2 separate regions of the Homo sapiens genome follow, and region 2 is linked to region 1. A link is a loop called in an ENCODE intact Hi-C map of the cell type or tissue named here. Cell type or tissue: heart left ventricle. All regions are shown on one strand. Each heading gives the region's core, and the rest is flanking DNA. Links, peaks and the distances in the headings are about the cores only. Region 1 overlaps KAZN (kazrin, periplakin interacting protein). Region 2 has its middle 320 kb from the start of KAZN-AS1.

Region 1 (10,586 bases), core at 1,378-9,377:
TGGGGACACAGCCAAGCCTCATGCATCCATGCCTGAGGCAGAGGCTCTCCAGATGGCCAGGACGGGCCATGCACCCCCCTCCCTCCCATCACTTCCCTGCCCTGGCTCCAAACGGGTCTATCCAGTGGTCTTGCAGCTCTGCTGAGAACCACGCCCGCACCCCGCCCCAGGGTGCTGCTTCCTTCTCAAGAGTCTGCCCAGTCCAGCCTGAGCCTCTCTGGCTGTTAGGCAGTCACTCTGCATGGTTAACCGGAGTTTTGCGGTTGGGGAGCTTTTGCTCTCATTCAATACGCATTATTCAATACTATTATCCCCATTTGACCGTGAGGCAAAAGGCACTTACCCAAGGTCACAACAAGCAAATGGTAGGGCCAGGCTGAGAGTCCAGGCCTCTGTCTGTAGAGCCTGGTCCCTCAGCCATGGATGGGCCCAAGTCTCTCCTGCTCCCTCTTCCGTGGACACTCACTCAGGTCAGCAGTCAGCACCCAGCCGAGCCCACAGACATGGCTGGACTTGTGATCAGTTGCCAATGTGGAAACATTGGGAGACATTTAAGGCATGGGAAGTAGCCATCACCTGGAGTTGGGAATTTTCTCAAAACTTTGGGAGGCCTGGCATGACTGGGCCACATTCGGTCAGTCACCCCCTCTAGGTGGGGTTGGTGTTCTAGGTCCCCGCTCATGCACCTGTCTGACTCATGATCCCTGGTAGGCTCTGTGCACAGCTGCGGGTTCTACCTGGATGGTCCTGGGTCCCTCAGCTGGAGAACCAGGGAAGGGGCAGATTAGGATATTTGGAAATGGTGAGCACTGAGCCTCTGACAGCCTGCTTAAGCCCCCAGGTTACCTGTTAACCCTTTCCTTTACCTGCCAGGGGCTGTGCCGAATGCCAGCTCCTAGAAATAGCTGAGGCCCAGGCCCTGCCTTCAGGTGGCCTCTAGGCTAGTCTTAGGGGTGGGTAGGTCCTGAGCTGGGGGTCTGGTTTCCAGGCTGCTAGTGCGGATTCCTGTAGGGCCGGGTAGTGGATGGGCAAGGCCATGATCACGCTTAGCATGAGCTGTGGGCTTAGAAATCCAGGAACAAGCTGCATTGAATTCTCAGCAGGTTATGGGGTAGGGGAGTCTTCAGGGGAAAGGAGGAGGTGCTTGCTTCAGTGAACATTTCCCACGATAAACACAGAATACACAGTGTTAAGTTGGTGGCCAGTTCAAAGGAAAACAAAGAACAGGGAAGGGTGTCCAGGGAAGAGGTTGCCGAGAAAGGCATGTTTGAATAAAGAGGAGATGGGAGGAAGTGAGACACGTGGGTAGGAGGGGGAAGGAAGGAGGGCCTTCCAGGCAGAGGGAACAGCTCATGCAGAGGTCCCGAGGAAGGAGGCCAGTGCATGGACAGCCAGGAGGCCAGGGCAGCTTCCCCGGAATGTGAGCTGGGGGAGGATGGGTACAGGACCTGGAGACAGATCTTGGGGGGGTCCTTGTAGACCATTGGAAGGACTTTGCGCTCCCCCTTGATGGGGACAGGAGTTGTGGGAGAGAAGCAGAGAAGTGACATGGTCTGAGCTGCCTTTTAAGGGGACAGCTCCATGGCAGGATTGATATCTACTGAAGGGTTGGAAAACCAGTTAGGAGACTACCGTGTGACCCAGATATGGGGGTGGGGGTGGGGACACAGCCCGGGTGGGTGAGCAGGGTAGTGACTGAGGAGTGGTAAAAAGGGCCCAGGTCCTGGTGCCATGTTGAAGGCAGAGCTGGCGTGGTCGGCTGATTAATTGGGGGTGGAGTATGAGAAAAGTTTGGGGGGGTGGTCAAGGAAGATTCCAGAGTTTAAGGCCAGAGCAACAGGAAGGCTAAGGCCACTGTGAACTGAGTTTGAGGGCACTGAGAAGAGCAGATTCTTGGGGACTGGTCAGGGACTATCTTGGATGTGTTAGGTTTGAGTTGCTTTTAGAGGTTCAAGCAGAGGTGTGGATGCTCTGGGCTCTGGGTCTGGAGTTCAGGGATGAGGTCCAGGCTGAAGCCTGTGGTTGGACTGAAGCCACCAATGCCCAGAGGTCAGAAGGGAACAGAGTCCAAAACGGAGCAGGCAGAAATGAGAGGAAACCAGGAACACGGGCCCTGGAGGTCAAGCGAAGACTTGTCATCACCTGCATCGCCTGCTGGAGGCAGAGCTCATCAGATGGAGAATGTGGATTCACACTCAGAGGTCGTTGGCGACCGGCATGGAAAAGCCAGAGCCGGTCCCAGAGAGGATGGTGGGAAGGAAATGGAGACGGTGATACGGTCAACCCTTTTGAACATTTTTGTTCCAAAAGGAAGAAGAGAAATGGAATGAGAGCTGGAGAGGGACATGGGATCAAATGAAGGTTTTCTGTGAAAGATGTGAGAGAGAATTGCATGTTCCAATGATGCTGAGAAAAATTCAATAGAGGGCACATGCCAAGTGCAAAGAACTCAGATGGTCCGAGGAGCCTCTTGTAGAAAAGGGGAGGCCTCAGTTTCCAGCGGAGGGAAGGCACAGCAGCAGCCAGGCTAATAGCGGGAGAGCCTGGTAGGGGAAGTGACCCTCACACTCCTGGACCTGGGGTCTCACCTCTGTGGGAAGCACAATGTCTGGGGTCTTTCCCCAGCCCTGGGCACCTTAAAATTTGAGCACTCTGGATTAGCAGAAACTTTGGTCCACTTGAGTCTTCTCATTCCTGGCTGGGATGTGGACACAGTTCACCAAGCCCAAGGCAGCTTAATAAGAACTTCAGCCATGCCGTGGCCAGCTCCGAGATCACCAGGACTGATGCTCAGGGTTCTGTCAGGAGGCACAGGGAAATCAGCATGGCCTGTCCCTCCCAGGGAGGGCAAGAGGGGACAGGCAAAGAAAAACAAGATGTCCTCTGCCCTCATGGCACAGGATCCTGCTGTCCCTGGGGCTGTCCACCTAATTCAGTCATTCATTTGAAAGTCACTATTTCCTGAGCACTTACTATGTGCCAGGCACTGCTGTCGTTGTGGAGGATACAGCAGTGAACAGGACAGACCAGGTCCCTGCCCTCCAGGAACTTAATATCACAGGTTGGGAGTGGACATGAAAATAAGTAAACTCATTAATCCTTCACTTACCTTTGGCCCAGGTGAGGGAAATAAAGTCTGCTCTTTCACCCTTAAGCATGCTGTTTGGAGTTTTTTTGCCACCATCTCACTGGTGTGAATAGACTCATTTTCTACCAGTTGAGAAAATTGGTTCTCACTTTTTTGGTTAAGTAGAATTGCCCTTGGTTCCATGGAGTATGCTGGTAATTGGCACAGCGCTGACCAGAATAGTTCTCAAACATGCCAGCCCTGATCAGGCACTACTGGCATCTGCCTCCCTGTCAGGGGCAGAGCTGGCAAACCTGCCCTGTTTCCCTCCCGTGCCATGGCAGACATCCCTAATCAACCCAGCTTCCTAGGGAGCCTAGTTGATTAGTCGTGTCTTCCCTGGCGTGTTACTGGAAAATAAGAAGCTATTCCAGATATTTGCCTTTCCTGCCCCAGGCAGGAGGTTGGAAGGGTCATGCTGACTAACTTTCCAGGGTGCACTTGGAGAGAGAGTCTATGGGTCATCTGGAAAGATCATGGGCCTGAGCGACAAAGTTCTGGGATCAAGTTCCAGGTCAGCCACTTGTTGGCTGCGCGAGCCGGTCAACCCACTTCACCTCGTGGTGAGAAGATAAAGGAAATTAACATTGTGGGGAGCAGACTGGGCGCAGTGGCTCAGGCCTGTAATCCCAGCACTTTGGGAGGCCAAGGCGGGCGGATCACTTGAGGTCAGGAGTTCAAGACCTGAGCACCACCTGATGTGACGAGAACCTGATTAACCTTTATAAAGCAGGTTAAACTTTAACCTCTTCCGAACTCACCTTACTCATCTTTGAAACGGAAAAAAAAACAAATAAACTGCTGTCCGCCCATCCCAGGACCATAAATTTGTGGCCTTGAACTTGCTGCCCTCGACTGGCCCTTTCCTTCTCCCTGACCTGGGTCTCTTCCCCGGGGCTCTTTACTTGGAAACCTGCCTATTGCTCAAGTCAGCCTGTATTTTCTGGGGCCTCCTAGAGCCTGAGCTCAGGCCTGGGAGCCACGGGGAGCTGGAAGATAGGAAGAGAGGTTAACACTGAGCACCTGCTGTATGCAGCTGAGCTCTGTCCTGGGTCCTGTCACATAGAGCCTTGCCAGGTGGAGACGATCATGCACAGCTTAACAGCTGGGGATAGGGAAGCTCAGAGAAGTTGCATGTGGGGTCTCAGGCCCCGCAGCTGCTAAGGAGCAAGTGACAAAGGTGAGGTCTGTTGGGATTTCAGAAGCTAAAAGGAAGCTCACAGACTCCAACACCCTCATTATGCTGGGGGAAAACCGAGGCTTAGAGCGGGGGAAAAAAGCAGCACCAGAACCTGGGACCCCCACCCCCAACTCTGAAGCTGTGTCTTTCTGAGGTTCTCGTCTCCCAAAATGCTCAAGGTCAGCACCCCACAGTCACTCAAGACCAGATAGCTTGTCCCTATGGCAGAAATGATTCAGCCCTCTGGATCCATGGGTTCCACATCGATGAATTCAACCAACCAAGGATCGAAAATAATTTGGAAAAAAAAAAAATGGATAGTTGTGCCTGTACTGAATATGCACAAGACATATTTCTTATCATTTTTCTCTAAACAATGCAGTGTAACAACTACTTACATAGCATCTACATTGTATAAAGTATTATAGGTAATTTAGAGATGATTTACAGTACACGGGAGGACGTGTGTAGATAATTTGCAAATACTATGTTTCATCGGGGACTTGAGCATCGGTGGATTTTGGTATTTGGGGGAGCTCCTGGAACCAATGCCACACAATACCAAGGTTGACTGTACTGTCAGCTGCCGTCTACAGATGAGGAAACTGAGGCTTAATCAAACTTAGGCAGATTCCCAAGCCAGTGCTTCTTTTTTTTTTTTTTTTTTTTTTTTTTTTTGAGACAGAGTCTCGCTCTGTCGCCCAGGCTGGAGTGCAGTGGCGCGATCTCGGCTCACTGCAAGCTCCGCCTCCCGGGTTCACGCCATTCTCCTGCCTCAGCCTCCCCAGTAGCTGGGACTACAGGCGCCCGCACCACTCCCGGCTAATTTTTTGTAATTTTAGTAGAGACGGGGTTTCACCATGTTAGCCAGGATGGTCTGGTTCTCCTTACCTCGTTATCTGCCCGCCTCGGCCTCCCAAAATGCTGGGATGACAGGCGTGAGCCACCGCTCCCGGCCCCAAGCCAGTGCTTCTAACTCAGCTGCCTTGGCCTAAGAGTTGGGAGACCTCAGCTGACTCTCTGTGCATTGGGCATTCTTGCCTCGTCTCTGGGCCTCAGTTTCCCCATCTGTAAAGGGAAGCTGAGCTAGAAGAACTCCGAGAGCCTCACATTCTGATGGGTGTTTATTAGAAGTTCAAGTTTGCCAGATTGGTTTGCCAGGCTTTCTGGCCCTTACCTGCCCACCCCTCATTTCGCAGAATGTAGTTCCTGAAGGTTCCATGGGTCAGGAACATTGCATGGAAAAGAAAGGGGGGCCCCCTGCTGGCAGCAGCTGGGATCGTCTGACGTGGACCGATTCCTCCCTCCTCACCTCTGAGCGCATGTTTGTCCAGGGTACACCCAGGCTGGAAATTTTTACAAGAGCTCCTGACCTTGCGACATCCAGGATTGGGCCCACAGTGGTTGTTTGTTTGTTTGTTTGTTTGAGACGGAGTCTCGCTCCGTCCTGTCCCACATCTGGGTTAGGGGCTGTGGCATCCGAAGCCAGAGAAGGAAGAAAGGTCTGTGGTGGGAGCTTGAGGACAAACTGAATGTCACCTCATTGTGTACCCGACAGAGCCCAGAGGCTCCTTTGTGTCGTTTTTAGTTTGTCTCCACTGGGCATTCATTCCTAAAGATTCAGCTTTTGTGTTGTCTCGGTCTTTCGCCTGGGAGGGCCCAGCTCAGAGACGTGCCATCATCGTGGGGCCACAGCTGGGCCCCTGGTTACACCCTGGTCTCAGGCATGCATGTGGCCACCTCTGAGTTGGAAAAATAAGTGCCTCCCACACACCCTCCCTCCCACCTCCAGAGTCCCCACATTCCCAGGAGCGGGCTGGTCTCATTCCATGATCCTGCAGGGCCTGCTGGGCGTGACATCACCAGTCACCATGGCAGTGGTTCCAGTGGCTTGGCTGCTGGAATAGGACCCGCGTGGGTGAGGCCAGATGATTGGGAAGTCATGCAGAGCGCTGGGGAGCTAGGAGCTGAGTCAGGAGGCCAGTCCCAGAGAAACACAGCCATGCCTTGCAGGCTGGCAGCTCATCTTGCATTAGGAGCATTTAGGGAACAGGTTTTGAAGGAGAGAAAAAAGCAGAGCTATGAGGAAGAAAGGAAGAGTTCCATTGCATCATTTTCATAGCTGTGTGTAGATTTTAAATTATTTCTTGGGGGCCCATCGCACCAGCCTCCTTGTTTGTGTAGAGTTGCAGCACCTGCCATGTGCAAACTGGATGTCGCCTCCTTGTGTACACGACAGAACTTGTGGCACCTTTGTGTTATTTGTAGTTGTTCTTCACCTGGCATTCATTCCTAAAGATTCAGTTTTTGTGTTGTCTTGGTCATTAGCCTGGCAGAGTCCAGCCCAGAGGTGGGCAGAGCGAGGAGCGCCCGTGGAAAAGAACCATGAAGTGAAGCCTCATGGGAGAGGGTAGCAGCATGACTCACAGCCTGCCCTGGTGTGTCTGTTAGGAATGTGCTGGGCTGCATGTAACAATAAACCCCCAAAATATTGGGGTTTGTTATTCTCCTGCTGTAAGGCATCCCCGGCTGGGTGGTACCATCGGGGACCCTGGCCTCTTCTGTTTTTCTTTCTCCTCCCCATTCTTAGCTCATATCTTCCATCCTTGTGCTCAAAAAAGGGCTTATAAAGAAAACTAGATTTCCCAGTGGGCATCTGTGTGCATCTTAATGGCCAGAACTGTGACACCTGCCGCTTGTAGCTGCAAGGGAGCTTGGGAAATTGAACATTTTAGGTGGACACATTCCCCACCAAACAGAATTGGAGCATCATGGTGAGGAGGAGGGTGGATGGTGCCAGTGCCAGCCATAGGTGTGAGTTTGTCTCCTCTATGAGAGCGTCAGCCTCCCACAAGGCAGGAACCACGTCTGGCTCACTCCTGTCCTCACAGCAGCAAGCCTGGCGTACAGTAGGTGCTTAATTGAACTATTTGGGGAGAGCCGCAGGTCCCCTCTTAGGCAGAAGCGAATAATCTAAAGGCACAGGCTCAGCTCTTGCTCTCAGAGAGCCCCAGGTTAGATGCAGGAGGCATAGCCTGCACCCCACCATGGAGGCAGCCCACACGTTGCACACGCAAAGCCAGGCACACGTACACACACCCCTTGGACTGCCGGATAAATGATAACAAGGATGGAGCAGCAGGGAGACCCACAGAAGCCACAAGAGGCTGCACTGCACCCCCACAAAGGCCATTTGTGAGAGGAAAGGCCTGGGAATGCCATGTTGAGGTGCTGGGGGGGTTCCCCTCCCAAGGTCTCCAACTGCCAAGAGCAGAGTCTGGAGTTTGGTTCTCATGGAGATGTGGGTAATGTAGGAGGCAATTCAGAGCCTAGGCGGGCAGGGGTCATTCATTTCCAACCAGAAAGCAGAGGCATGATTTCCCTGCCAACCAGAGGGCAGCGGTGTAAATCCCCCAGGGAGCCCATGCGACCTGCTGAGTAGCAGCTTCTTTCCACCGGAGCAGGAGGGCCCAGTGAGGCTCCAGGAAGCCACAGTGATAGCATGGCTGGGGTCAGCGCCCCTGCCCTCCAGGAGCCACTCCCCAAGCTCAGCAGTGCTCTCCTGCTACTCTCCAGCCCGCCAGCATGAAACCAGCCTGAAACTGAGTCAGGTACCCATTCCACCCCAGCTGTGCCATTAACCAGCTGTGTGGTCTTCGTTTCCCCCTCTGTGAGATGGGATGATAAAAATACTCACCCATGCACCTGCCTCTCCTAGGAGGGCGGCCAGGATCCCATGCGCATGTGCAAATGGAAATTTCCCATTCATCAGCGACAGCGGGGCCCCGGCTCTTCCTTAAGGAGCCTTCTGACCGGGATGCATCTTTATTTTTATTTTGATTTTTATGTATTACTTTATTTTTTGAGACAGAGTCTCACTCTGTCTCCCAGGTGGGAGTACAGTGGTGCAATCTCGGCTCGCTGCAACCTCTGCCTCCAGGGTTCAAGCGATTCTTGTGCCTCAGCCTCTGGAGTAGCTGAGACTACAGGCACACGCCACCACGCCCGGCTAATTTTTGTATTTTTAGTAGAGACGGGGTTTCACATGTTGGCCAGGCTGGTCTCGAACTCCTGACCTCGAGTGCTCCGCTCGCCTCTCAAAGTGCTGGGATTACAGGCCTGAGCCACCGCGCCTGGTCATACATCTTTAGATGTTGGGTCATCTTAATATGAGGTTCACCAGCAATGTGGTCGCATCATGTTAGGGGGCAGGGCACAAAACTAGCCTAGCTGTGCCGGGGCCTCCCACCCACTGCCTGAGGCCTGCAGGGCCCACCCGCTGCCTGGCAGGAGTGAAGCAGAAGAGTCCTCTTTCCATGGACTCTACCATCCCAGCCCTTTAAGGTTCCAGCCCAGCAGGCCTGGAATTCCGGCCCTGGTGACCTAAGCTGCTGCTCAGCCAAGCCAGGCAGGAGAGGACAGATCCAGCTGTGGGAGCCAGGAAGCTCAAAGCTGGAATTTAAACAGCTGCCTGAGACCTGGGGTCCCCACTGCGTGGGCCTCCTCCCCGTGGTGACATGGCCCAGCTGGCCTGCCTTCCACCTGGGGAGCTTATGTTGGACACTGGGCCAGGAGCTCAGATCCCTCAGTCCTTAGGCCATACCTGGTGTCTCCAGCTCTCTCATGTACACAGGCTGAGTCTGCAGGATTGGACGTTCAGGACAAGATGGGATGGCACAGTCATTGCCATCCCATATTCTGCCCTCAGCTAGCCTTGGGGCTGGGGACCCTCCAGGTTTAGGGAGCTTCAATGTGGAGGCAGCAGAACATAGGGTCGGGTGTCGACTTTGGGGTCAGACATGGCTGCGTGATTTTAAACAAATGACCACTCTGGCCTTGTCAGGCTGGAAGTTTCCAGAGTCATAGAGTTGCTTTGCCTCCCTAACCCCCACCACCACCTCCACAACTCCAGACACAAGGAGGCTGTGGAGAGGGGTTAGCCTCAGAAACCCCTCCTTGGTATTCTCTCCAGGAAAAGGACGGAGTGCTAGGGGTCTGGGCAAAGGCCGTGGAGCCCACCCTGCAGTCAGAGGCTGCCCTGAGTCTGTTCCGTGCACCAAGGAGCCAGCGCTGTGGGGAAGGAGAGTCTGGAGGGGACAGAAGTCATGCTGCTTCCAGGCAGCTACTCAGGGTGTGTTGTGTTGTGTTGTGTTGTGTTGTGTTGTGTTGTGTTGTGTTGGTTTGCTTTGGTTTGGTTTTAGAGACTGGATCTTGCTCTGTCACCCAGGCTGGGGTGCAGTGGCATGAACATGACTCACTGCAGCCTCAACCTCCTGTGCTCAAGCAATCATCCCACCTCAGCCTACCAAGTAGCTGGGACCACAGGCATGCACCACCACAATCAGCGTATTGTTTTAATTATTATTTTTTGTAAAGATGAGGTCTCACCATGTCGTCCAGGCTAGTCTCGAGCTCCTGGACTCAAGCAATCCTCCTGGAAGATCCCAAGGTGCTAGGATTACAAGCATGAGCCAAGGCGCCCAGCCTTATTTTGTTTTGCTTTCTTAACAGCTTTATTGACATGTAATTCACATACCATGCAGTTCACCCATTTTAAGTGTCCAATTCAGTGGTTTTTAGTATGTTCACAGAGTTATGTATCCATCACAATAACCAATGTTTGAACATTTTTACCACCTCAAAAAAAATCCCATACTCTTAGCTACCACCCCTCCCTCCCCGATCCACCCCCACACCCAGCCCGAGGCAGACGCTTATCTCCTTTCTGTCTCTATAGATTTTCCCATTGTGGACATTTCTTTTTTTTTTTTTCTTTTTTTTTTTTTTTTGAGACAGAATCTTGCTTTGTTGCCCAGGCTGGAGTGCAGTGGCGCGATCTTGGCTCACTGCAAGCTCTGCCTCCCAGGTTCACGCCATTCTCCTGCCTCAGCCTCCCGAGTAGCTGGGACTACAGGCACCTGCCACTACGCCCGGCTAACTTTTTGTATTTTTAGTAGATTCGGGGTTTCACCATGTTAGCCAGGATGGTCTCGATCTCCTGACCTTGTGATCTGCCCGCCTCAGCCTCCCAAAGTGCTGGAATTACAGGCATGAGCCACCGCGCCCAGCTGTGGACATTTCATATAAATTGAATCACATAATATATGGCCTTTAGTGGCTGGCCTTTTCCCTTAGCATGTTTTCAAGGTTCATCCATGTTGTTGCAAATATCAGTACAGTTGGCCTCTTTATCCATGGGTTTCACATCTATGAATTCAATGAACTGTGGATCAAAAATAGTCAGGGACCAGGCACTGTGGCTCATGCCTGTAATCCCAG
Region 2 (10,586 bases), core at 1,254-9,253, 930 kb before region 1:
ATTTCTCTCCAATGTTTCTCTCTGCCTTTTTGACATATCGAGGCTATTTATAATGACTATTAAAATGCTCTTGTTTATTAACTCTAATTTCTGAGTCTGTTTATACTGGAGCAACTAGGACTGATTTGCCTCTATTACTGTGACAATACTTGCCTTAGAATTTCTTTCAATACCATGTGTTTCTACACTGACTGGTGGGAAAATGAATTATTCCCAGTGCTGGGTAGGCACAATGAGTGGTTCTGTCTGCTGCTCTCTGGCCATTCTTTCTGGTCTCTGGTATTTCCTCCCATGTGAACACAGATCAATGCTCAGCTAAACACTAGAGGAACAGCCGGGTGCGGTGGCTCAGGCCTGTAATCCCAGCACTTTGGGAGGCCGCGGTGGGTGGATCAAGAGGTCAGGTGTTCGAGACCAGCCTGGCCAACATGGTGAAACCCTGTGTCTACTAAAAATACAAAAATTAGCTGGGCATGGTGGCACATGCCTGTAATCCCAGCTACTCAGGAGGCTGAGGCAGGAGAATTGCTTGAACCCAGGAGGCAGAGGTTGCAGTGAGCTGAGATCATGTCACTGCACTCCAGCCTGGGTGACAGAGTGAGACTCTGTCAAAAAAAAAAAAAAAAAAAAAAAAGACTAGAGGAATTCCCTTTACAAATTTACCTGTGCAATTCCCTCCTCTTGGTATATTGCCATGCAAACCTCAGCCACTCTGGCCTTCTCAAACTCCAATCTCTTTTCTCCGCTCAGTGAGACCACCAGGCTCTGTGTGGTTCCCTCTCACTGCATCTTGGTCTGAAAACTCTCAGGCAGTGAGCTGAAGAAATAGCAGAGCTCCTTTTGTTCCTTCTCCTCTTCTCTTAAGGATAGCTCTCCTCTGGTGCTTGTTGTTTGATGTCTGGAAACTGTTGCTATAAGTGTGTGTATGTATGTGTGCTTGTATGTGTGTGTGTGCATTCAGTTTTTCTAGCCTTAGGAAGGTAAATTTTGTCTTGATTACTCCATCATGGTCAGAAGTAGAAGTCATGTCTATTAATTTTATTTGCATAGCTAAAGGTAAAAACATCAATTAATACATCTTACTGTAACATTTAAAAAATGTCAAAACATTTTGTGAATGTCAACATTTTGATAATGCCAAATTCATAGCTATTTCTTTCTCTATTTCAATGATTCATAACTTTTGGGGGCCTATGGGTTTGTTAAATCTATGGACCCCCTCCTAGGAAAAATGCACATGGTCATGTATAGCGTGCAAATTAAGAGGTATAAAATAATTCCAAAGTCTGTCCCAGAAACCTTGGAAGACTAGAATCCAGGTGAAAAATTCCTTCTCTAATTCATGCTAACCTTGCTTGGTACTTTGGTGATCAGAAAATTTAGACTTTGGCTTACCCCATAGGGTGATTGTGAAAGAGCACGCTAACAATGTGAAAATGCTTTAAAAGGGCCATGGACACACACTGTAATTTTTATGATGATTATTGTTGCTACTGTCATCATCATTATCCTTTACAATAATGGCTCTTAAGTGGTGCTTTAAATGTAGTGGTTAATTCTTGAATTCTTGTAATACTTTATTATTTTCTTTTCTTTTTTTTTTTTTTTTTTGAGACAGTCTTGCTCTGTCACCCAGGCTGGAGTGCAGTGGCGCAATCTCAGCTCACTGAAAGCTGCGCCTCCCGGGTTCATGAAATTCTCCTGCCTCAGCCTCCCCAGCAGCTGGGACTACAGGCGCCCACCACCACGCCCAGCTCATTTTTTTGTATTTTTAGTAGAGACGGGGTTTCACTGTGTTAGCCAGGATGGTCTTGATCTCCTGACCTCGTGATCTGTCCGCCTCGGCCTCCCAAAGTGCTGGGATTATAGGCGTGAGCCACCGTGCCCGGCCTATTATTTTCTTAACAATAAGAAATATATAATTGGTATAATATATAACAGTAATAAATAAATAAATAAATTATATATATATACACACACACAACACACACATATTTTCACATGTGTACCACTGCATGTATGTGTGTAGGGGTATGTATGTACATATATGTACATATACACACATATATACATATGTATGTACATATATGTACATATACACACATATATACATATGTATGTACATACACACCCTTACACACACACACGCACTGGTACCCATGTGGCTTATATTTGAAAAAGGAATTTCAGACACTATAACCATCTATTTGTGCAGAAAACGTACCTTTATTTTGTCCTTTATTTTCTCCCCTTTTGTTTTTATCTCCTGGTTGAGTAGTTGTCCAACGCTACAATTTTTTGCATTGATTTACAAGTAAGTGTTGTGTAATGTACTTTGTGAAATTAATTTTTCTGTGCTATTAAAGTTAATAAAGATGCAATTTATGAAATAATCGTATTTAGGAGCTATCTCTCTGAACTGGTTACATTCTGTGGTTCAGTATTGGCTATGCATGTTCTTAGATAGTGCAAGAACTTGCCTGGGTTTCAGCCTTCCCCTGTGGTGCCTTTTCTCTTATTCTCGTACTCTGTTATCAAGCCATAAGTCCCTGTTGCATCTGCCCCATGCTGTGCCAGATACACGTCCACTGTGCTCCCATGGCGTGTGCCATCTGCCTCTGACCCACCTCTGCATCCTCTCCCTCGCCACATGTCTCTGTGCCCCAACACCAGCCACTGCCCGTCAAGAAATTAGTACCTCATCCTCATCAAGTAATTAAATCCCTCCATCCTTTGCAGTTTGGGGCACACCTGCTTTAGAAAAGCTTCATAGCTCCTTAGACCCATGGCTGGCTCTCTTTCCTTTAGGAGTCCTGGACCACCAACCCCTGTGCTATCTTACTCCGTTTCAAATGTCATCATTTACATTTTGTTTGTGGGAGAGTTTGAGAGCTCTTTAAGGATAGAGACTAGGCTGTCTCATCTTGGAGACCTCTCAATAAAGTGCTTTTTAATAGAATATGCTAAATAGTTACTAAATTAAATTCATTTGAACTAATTCCTTCCCTGTCTGCCTGATATGACAGGTAAGGAGATTCCTCTTGCTTCACTTCCTAAGACTTTAGATTCACTGTCCAAGAAAAGCCCTGAGACAATTGGGACATTCTTGTAGGGGAGTTCAAACTTGCCTTCTGAGTATTTGAGTCTAAGTCTGCTGAAAAAAAAACAAAAACAAAACTGACAATAGACAGTTTAACAGAAGAAAAGCCATAACCAATTTATTTGATCATAGTTTTACATGACACAAAAGTCTTCAGATTGAAGACCCAAAAGTAAAGGGAAGGCCACCTGGCTTTATGCTTAGGTTCAATGAAGAAGATTCTCTAGTAAACCAGGTAGAAATGCGATTGGACAAAAAGAAAAGATCTGAGCTGATGGTAATAGACTCAGTGGGAAATCCTAGCAAGGCCTGTCTGTTCAGATTCATCCTGGCCTCTCTGTGGTAGCATTTCTTCTTCCCAGGTATGGGGTAGGACCCTGCTGGAATGAGAATCTAAATTTCTTTATGGCCAGCTGTAACACGGAAAGGTGCGGTGAGGCTGGAGTCACATTTTTAGGTATTACGGGTGGCTTTGGGGAAAGGGGGTTTTGGTTTCTCTGACTTGCCTTGGGGAAGAGGGATTCTAGCTTTTATGGCTTGCCTTGGAGGAGAATGAGGAGTGAGAAACGGGAGGGCAGGAGAAGGTCAAAGGGATACTTTCCTTCTGATGCTGCTTCTGAGGCCTTTACTATCGTTTTTTTGAGCCCTAATATCCTCAAACGCTGTTGATGAGAATGGAAAATAGTTCAGCGATTCTGGAGGGCAATTTGGAAAGCTATATTAAGATTATAAATATTCACCCAAGCAATTCCTCACTTGGATACCTATCCCAAGGAAATGCCTTCAGGTAAGTCAAAAATTCAAGGACAAGGTTTTTCACTAGTGTGTTATTATTTGTGATTACAAAAGCCTAGGGAAAAATGCCTAATTATTGATTAATATGTAAATGTTTAAATTAACTACACAGTATCCACACAATAGACAACTGTTCAGCACCTTAAAAGAATTGAGTAGATCTTTATGTACTAATAGACAAAAATTTCCAAAAAATATATTGCAAATTTAAAAATTTTAGAAGTAATATGACAAGTTAATATCACTTATCATTTTAAAACCAACCCCACAAAATCTATATATTTCTATGTATCTGTATTTATGGAATCTTTCTATTTCCTAGTAGTGGAAGTGAATATCACATGGGAGAGAGGTTCTTTCTACACAATTCAGTGAGCACAGTGACAGCTGGACACAGTCAACATTTATTTCTAAAATCCCTTAGAAAAGAGGCACTTCAGGGTTGGACATTCCATCTTTACTAGGTGGAATGCAGCTCTGTTTCCTGCTGTGTTGGAGCAGATTAATGTTTCTGCAAGTACCAGATGAAGATGGCAGCCTGCATTTGGGGGCCGCAATGTTCAAATAAAAAGAAATTTGTGTCTTTAGGATGCTCACCCCATTCAAGGCCCTCTGAAGCTGAGACCAAATAGTGTTTCCCAACAGGTATCTAAGAATGTAGGGCAGGACAATTCTATGCTGGGCAACACTGTGCAGGATGAATGTTTAGCATCCCTGCCTCTCTGGCCCTGGGTGTGTACCATCACCATTCCCTTCCGTGAACAATGAAATAGTCTTCCAAATATTTCTAAATGTCCCTAGGGGGCAGTATTTCCCTTGGCTGAGAACCACTGGGAGAGCCACATGGCCCATTTCATTCTCACTCTCATCTAGGTATATGCCGTGGAGAGGAATCACCTGTTCTAGTTATTTAAATAGGTTTTCTTCTTACTTTATTCTTTCTTTCTGAGCCTGTATAGGCTGAATTCACATACGTTGCATAAGCAGGTGTTATCCTACTATATCAGTTATCTGTTGCTATATAACAAACCATCTACTACATAGTGGCATGAAAAAACACCCATTTTATTGTGCTCACAGATTCTACAGATCAAGAGCTCAGACAGGATGCAGTGGATTTCTCTACTCCACAATGTCTGGGGATCCAGGTTGGAAGACATGAAAGGCTTAAGGTTGACTCAAATGGCAGGGGGCTGGAATCATCTGGAGGCTTCTTCACATACATGTCTGTTCCCTGAACTAGGAAAACTCAAAGGCTAGATTCAGGTGGGAGTGTCAACTGAGGCCACATGGCTTCTTCATGTGGCTTGGGATTCCTCACAAGATTGCAGCCTCAAACTTCTTACACGGTTTCTCAGGGTTCCCAGGGTGAATGTTCCAGCAAACAAACAGAAGCTTCATGGTCTCTTATGACCTAGCCTTGAAAATCATGTTACTTATGCTACTCTACTGTCAAAGCAAGCATAAGACCACCTAGATTCAGAAGGATGGGACATAGACTCCGTCCTGTAATGGCAAGAGCATCAAATAATTTATAGTCATGCTTTAAAATCACCAAATCTCCTATGCATAGGAGAGAGTTCTGAAAGGATGCATATCAATCTGTTGAGTCAATGAAATTGCTTCTTATAGGCTAAAAATGGTAGAATAGTAGCAATTTCATATGGCTCAGTCTACTACTAATAACAGTGTTTATATCTGATAGAAAAGATTGGAATAAGAAGGCAATAATCAAGGGGTAATTTCACTTTATCTGTGTTATTTTTATAATAATTATATATTCACATATTATTTACATAATTTTTTTAAAAGATGAAGTTGCCTTCATCATAGAAACAGTCCCATAAAAGTGGATTCAGAGAGAGGCAGGACATTTTGACCTGCAACCAGGGGTATAAAGGGTAATAATTACTCTGGATTCACAACGAATGTGTCAGAAAATACCACCTCTTTCAACTGATGCTACAGCTACTCACTGAGCACCTCCCGGGGGCTTAAGAGTGAGCCAGATGCCCTGGAGGATACACTGATGTTTAGGAAAAGGTGCAGGTGCCTGCCTTCCATGGCTCACCACCTGCTGACAAAACCCGAACCTGCTTAAGTTTCTTGGAGGCATGATCGACAATGATAGGTTCTGTAGTCAGAGCATGAAGGAGAATGGTGACAATATCTCAAGTGATCAGGAGAATTGACATTTATTGAGCACTTACTACGTGCCAGGCACTGTTGGAATTCTTTATTTCTCAGAACAACCCTCAGAATATAGGAGAGGGCACTTGAGTTCCAGTTTATTGGAGAAGGCTTCAAGAAGGAGGCAGGATTTAAGCTGAGACTTATGAGCTGAGGTTCTCAGACTCTGGAGATCATTGCCTGGGGAGTTTGTTCAAAACTTGAGTGAATCCCCAGGCCTACTTCAACGCTCCTTAAAACGGTAACAGGGAGCATCTGTATTTTAATGGAGATTCTGTTGTGCATCACAGTTGAACTACCTCTACCTTAAAGAATGTTTCTCAGAAGCTCACCCAGGGCTTTCACAAACATGGAGCCCAGGCTTTTCTCACGGAGATTCAGATTCAGTGGTTAAGGTGGAGCCTAGGAATCTGTGCCTTTACTGAAAGTCCAGGTGATGCTTTTGGTCAGGCAAAATGCCATTGTAGAGGATAGTGAGAGTTTGACCTTTAGAGGTGTAGGGGAAGAGAGATCCTGCTAGGGGGGCAAGTTTTGTAAAGGTGGAAGTTGGAAAGTATAGATTGACTTGAGTCTGTGTTGAGTGCTATAGAGGCTAGGTTGGAGAAAGACATAGGAAGAAGGGAAACTAGTTGGGAGCCCATTGCCATAGTCCAGGGAACTTAGATAGGAAGCTATTGCCATAGTCCAGAGAACCTAGATAGAAAACTATTGCAATAGTCCAGGTGAGAAGTCACACTGGCCTCATGCTCCCTGTAGCCTAAAGCATATGTCACAAAGTGAAAAGGCCATTGGAAAGGCCTGCCTTTTCCCCACTCCCTGCTTGCCTGGAATGTTAGTGTGATGGCTGGAGCTACAGTAGCCACACTGGACCATAGAGTGACCTTTAATATGGATGGCGGAAATGAGAGACACAAGGAAATTTGATTGCTCTGGTTCAAAGGATTTCTATCTACCTGAAAGGCATTGTATTCGTAGTCAGTAATGAAAGTAGACAACAGCCTGCAATTACAGAATAATGTATGTGAGGGGTGTGTGTGTGTATGTGTGTGTTGTTGGGAAGGGAACATTCACCAGTGAATATCTGGTTTGTTCTTTATCTTGTGAATTGAACCTGTTATAGAATACTTCACTGCCTCTCATATTCATTTAGTTAGCTCAATCTGGCTCTCAGATATGCTTAACTTGACTAGCTTTTATCTTAATATTCAGAAAAATTCAGTTAAACTACTTGAAACCATCAGTAAATTCAGGGAAAGAAGTTGAATCAGTTCCCCAGATGAGCCCAGAGCTCACCTTCCTTGTATCTTCTTGGACATAAAAGTGCTGTCTTTGGGAATATTAGCATGCCATGATAGTGTCAGTAGTAACAGCAAAAATAAAAATAAATATGCCAAGCCATTTGGAGAGTTATCTCATTGAATCTTCACCACAACCTTGGAAGGTAGGATTTTTTTTTTTTATTATCTCCATTTTACCGAAGAGGAAACAGGTTCAAAGGTGTGGAGTCACTCGCCCAAGTCCTCCCAGCCAGCAAAGGGCTGGAGCTCTTCCCCTTGCCTTGTGCTGCCTCAGTCATCTGTGAAGCTCTTTCATCAGCTTCCTCACCTTCTGACTCAAGTGTCTTCTATACTTTAGCATCTTATATTCAGAGAACCAGTGTCCATTAATGCAGACCAGTCCTGGAACTAAGAAGGTGGGGATGTGGTTAGCTTGAGGGCATCTGCCACTGAAAGCCTCTTCCAAACAAAGCAGGGTTTTTTTGCCCTATGGTCAAGTAGATGATTAAATGGGTTTTATTTTGCCAGTGGTGGATGAGAGTTGAATTAACCTATGCAGCTATAGTATGCTCCTTTATGCTGGAGCTCTGTTTGCAACAGAAGGCAAACAGCAAGTGACAATTGCAACATTATGTAAATGACTGCATGAAAAGGGGTTGCTGTGGGCAACCAGGGTGTTTGAGGAATTGCCTCCATTCTTCTTATATTTCTGCCTCTGGCTCCCCTTCAAAATGCCCTCCAGCATCCCTCTGCCCAGACTGCATTACCCTTGGTTTCTCCTTTTACCAGATTTGCTCCTTCATTATTGCTGTAGGGTTGGGGCCATTTGGACTTCCCTGAGTAGCTCCACTGGAGACCATGCCTTTAAGTTATTACAAACATCTCATGCATTCCAACCCTGTGTGGCTGCCCTGGGACTCTTCAGCTCTTCATTACCCAAGGCATTCCTTTGATTTACTTCAATTTATAGTTTTCTCATGTATGCCTTCTGCTTCCACCCTCCCTGGGGAACAGATGGGGCCCATGTTGGCACCCACACACATGGAATTCAGAGGCCAGGGAGGGGAGAATTTCACATCTGCCCATTAGCCCTTCCTGTTAGGGCTTTTACCATCTTCTCTTAGGTCAGGGTTTAGGGTTTGGAGCCTGGGCTAAGGCTTGGTGGGGAGAAAGGAGGCAGCCTCCTATCTTTGTTCAGTGTTCTACTTAGTTTGATTGGGTAGCCTCTCCTGGACAACTCTGCCAGGAAAGGTGGCATGAAATATACCCCATGTGAAGTTTGACAAATGGAGGGGAATAAGGAATCAGGGCCCTTTGCTAGATAACTGGAGCTTTAATCTCAGGATGGCACTCAATCATTAGCTTCTGGAAACACCTGTGCAGGGACAGGGTGGGGGAAGAATCAAACTAAAGGAAATCAGAGATCAATCTTCCCTCCTGTAACCACATACCCCCATTTTTCTAAGAGATGGCTTAATTATTAATTTTTCTTTCTCTCTTCCTTCCTCATTCCCCTGGTTCCCCACTTCCTACTTAGCCCTTTAGAAATGCAAATATAGCCTGTACCCTGTTCCTTCACCAGATACTCCCTATAGGGCAAGTTCATTGAACTCCTCAAGAGTTAACAGTCAATTTATAGACGAAAGCCTGCCTGCTACCTGCCACCCATCAGGAGGTTGCCTTGAGAGATAACAGCTGATTTCTACAAGACTCCCATCAGGAAACTGCCTTGAGAGATATGAAACTCCCTCTCACCTGAGGAGTTTTTGGCCTAGTCCTGCCCACGAAGGTGCCAGCAATCACCAGCTTAACTGCCCAATAGATAAGGCACCAAAGCTAAAATGCAGACACCCCACCCTTGCTTGCTTCCTCCCCTGCCTTTTAAAAGTGGCCGCTTTCTGCTCTAAAAGTGAAATGGTACCTTTAAAGGTGGATTGCCTGTGCTTCTTCCCCTAAGCTAGCTTAGAAATAAATCACCTTCTTTATATCTGATCTGGCTCATGTTAATTGGACAGTGCAAGCGATGAGCAACTAACCTGCATTGTGGTTATACTCCCTTCTTACCTTTCTCCTTCCCTCCCTTCCTCTCTTCCTCCTCCCTTCTCTTTCTCTCTCTCCTGAATGAATATTATTTGGAGATGGATCTGAAAGGCAATAAAGTACTGGAGAATGGCCATGAAAGTTGCATCTGCAGCCAACACAGTAATAGTCATGATTACTGTCACTGCTCCAAACCCCTGCCCTCCCACCAGTTGCTAACAACCAGCCCCTCACTAGCCCAGGATATGGCACTGTTGTTTATCGGTTCCCTTAGACCCTGCCTATCCTTAATAAACAGCCCTTTATGGAAGGCTCTTTAAATCCCCCACTTGAGGTGGCTATTTGAGTCCTGCCAGGAATCTGAGGCATACACGGAGTCAATGAATGTGGAACTGGGATTGAAATCCGCAGCTCGACCTCAGATATGTCCCTGTGTTAGGAGGTCCCCAGGACCACCCCCAAGTGCAGTGGTTTCCAGGTGGACTTACAGGACCCAGCGCACAGTTGCACTCAGGGCTGTAGTTTATTACAGCAAAAGGATCCGAAGCAAAATCAGCAAAGGCAAAAGGCTCATAGCATGAAGTCTGGGGGAAACCAGGCTTGAGCTTCCAAGAGTCCCCTCACTGTGATGTCCTAGAGGGCACACTTAATTCTCTCAGCAATGAGCTGTGACAATATGTGGGAAGTGCTGTCTACCAGGGAATCTCTTCAGAGACTCAGTGCCCAGGGCTTTGTTGGGGGCTGGTCACATAGGCAACCTCTTGCCTGGTACATACACAAATTCTAGACTTCCAGAAAGAAACAGGTGTTCAGCCTAAATCACATTGTTTGCACAGTAGTTTAGGCACAGTGAGCCAGTCTTATCAGTGTGATATTGTTTAGCTGTGTCCCCACCCAAATCTCATCTTGAATTCCCATGTGTTTGTGGGAGGGACCTGGTGGGAGGTAATTGAATCATGGGATGGGTCTTTCCCGTGCTGTTTTCATGATAGTGAATAAGTTTCACAAAATCTAATGGGTTTAAAAATGGGAGTTTCCCTACACAAGCTCTCCCTTTGCCTGCTGTCATCCATATAAGATATGACTTACTCCTCCTTGCCTTCCGCCATAATCGTGAGGCTTCCCCAGCCACATGGAACTGTGAGTTCTCCATTAAACCTCTTTCATTCGTAAATTACCCGGTC

What was found. Peaks named below come from ENCODE experiments on the same cell type or tissue, not always from the same donor. Only the 100,000 strongest peaks of a DNase experiment are listed, where the experiment ranks them.
Region 2: it touches region 1 in a loop (3-fold over the local background); 3 of 110 quality-filtered maps call a loop at or near these places.

What each region holds. Positions count from the first base shown.
Region 1 is chr1:15,022,115-15,032,700 of GRCh38, forward strand. The region is part of intron 2 of KAZN (kazrin, periplakin interacting protein); the gene reads left to right. Among named protein-coding and RNA genes, the nearest start is that of TMEM51-AS1, 130 kb to the right of the region's middle. RefSeq lists an enhancer at 113-774. In heart left ventricle, for the core only: CTCF peaks have their summits at 5,577 (motif pointing left) and 5,778; DNase peaks (open chromatin) are centred at 5,587 and 6,205; H3K27me3 peaks cover 307 bases.
Region 2 is chr1:14,090,500-14,101,085 of GRCh38, forward strand. It overlaps a transcript of KAZN not described here. Among named protein-coding and RNA genes, the nearest start is that of KAZN-AS1, 320 kb to the right of the region's middle. In heart left ventricle, for the core only: a CTCF peak has its summit at 4,698 (motif pointing right); no DNase peak of the experiment used is centred there; H3K27me3 peaks cover 3,717 bases.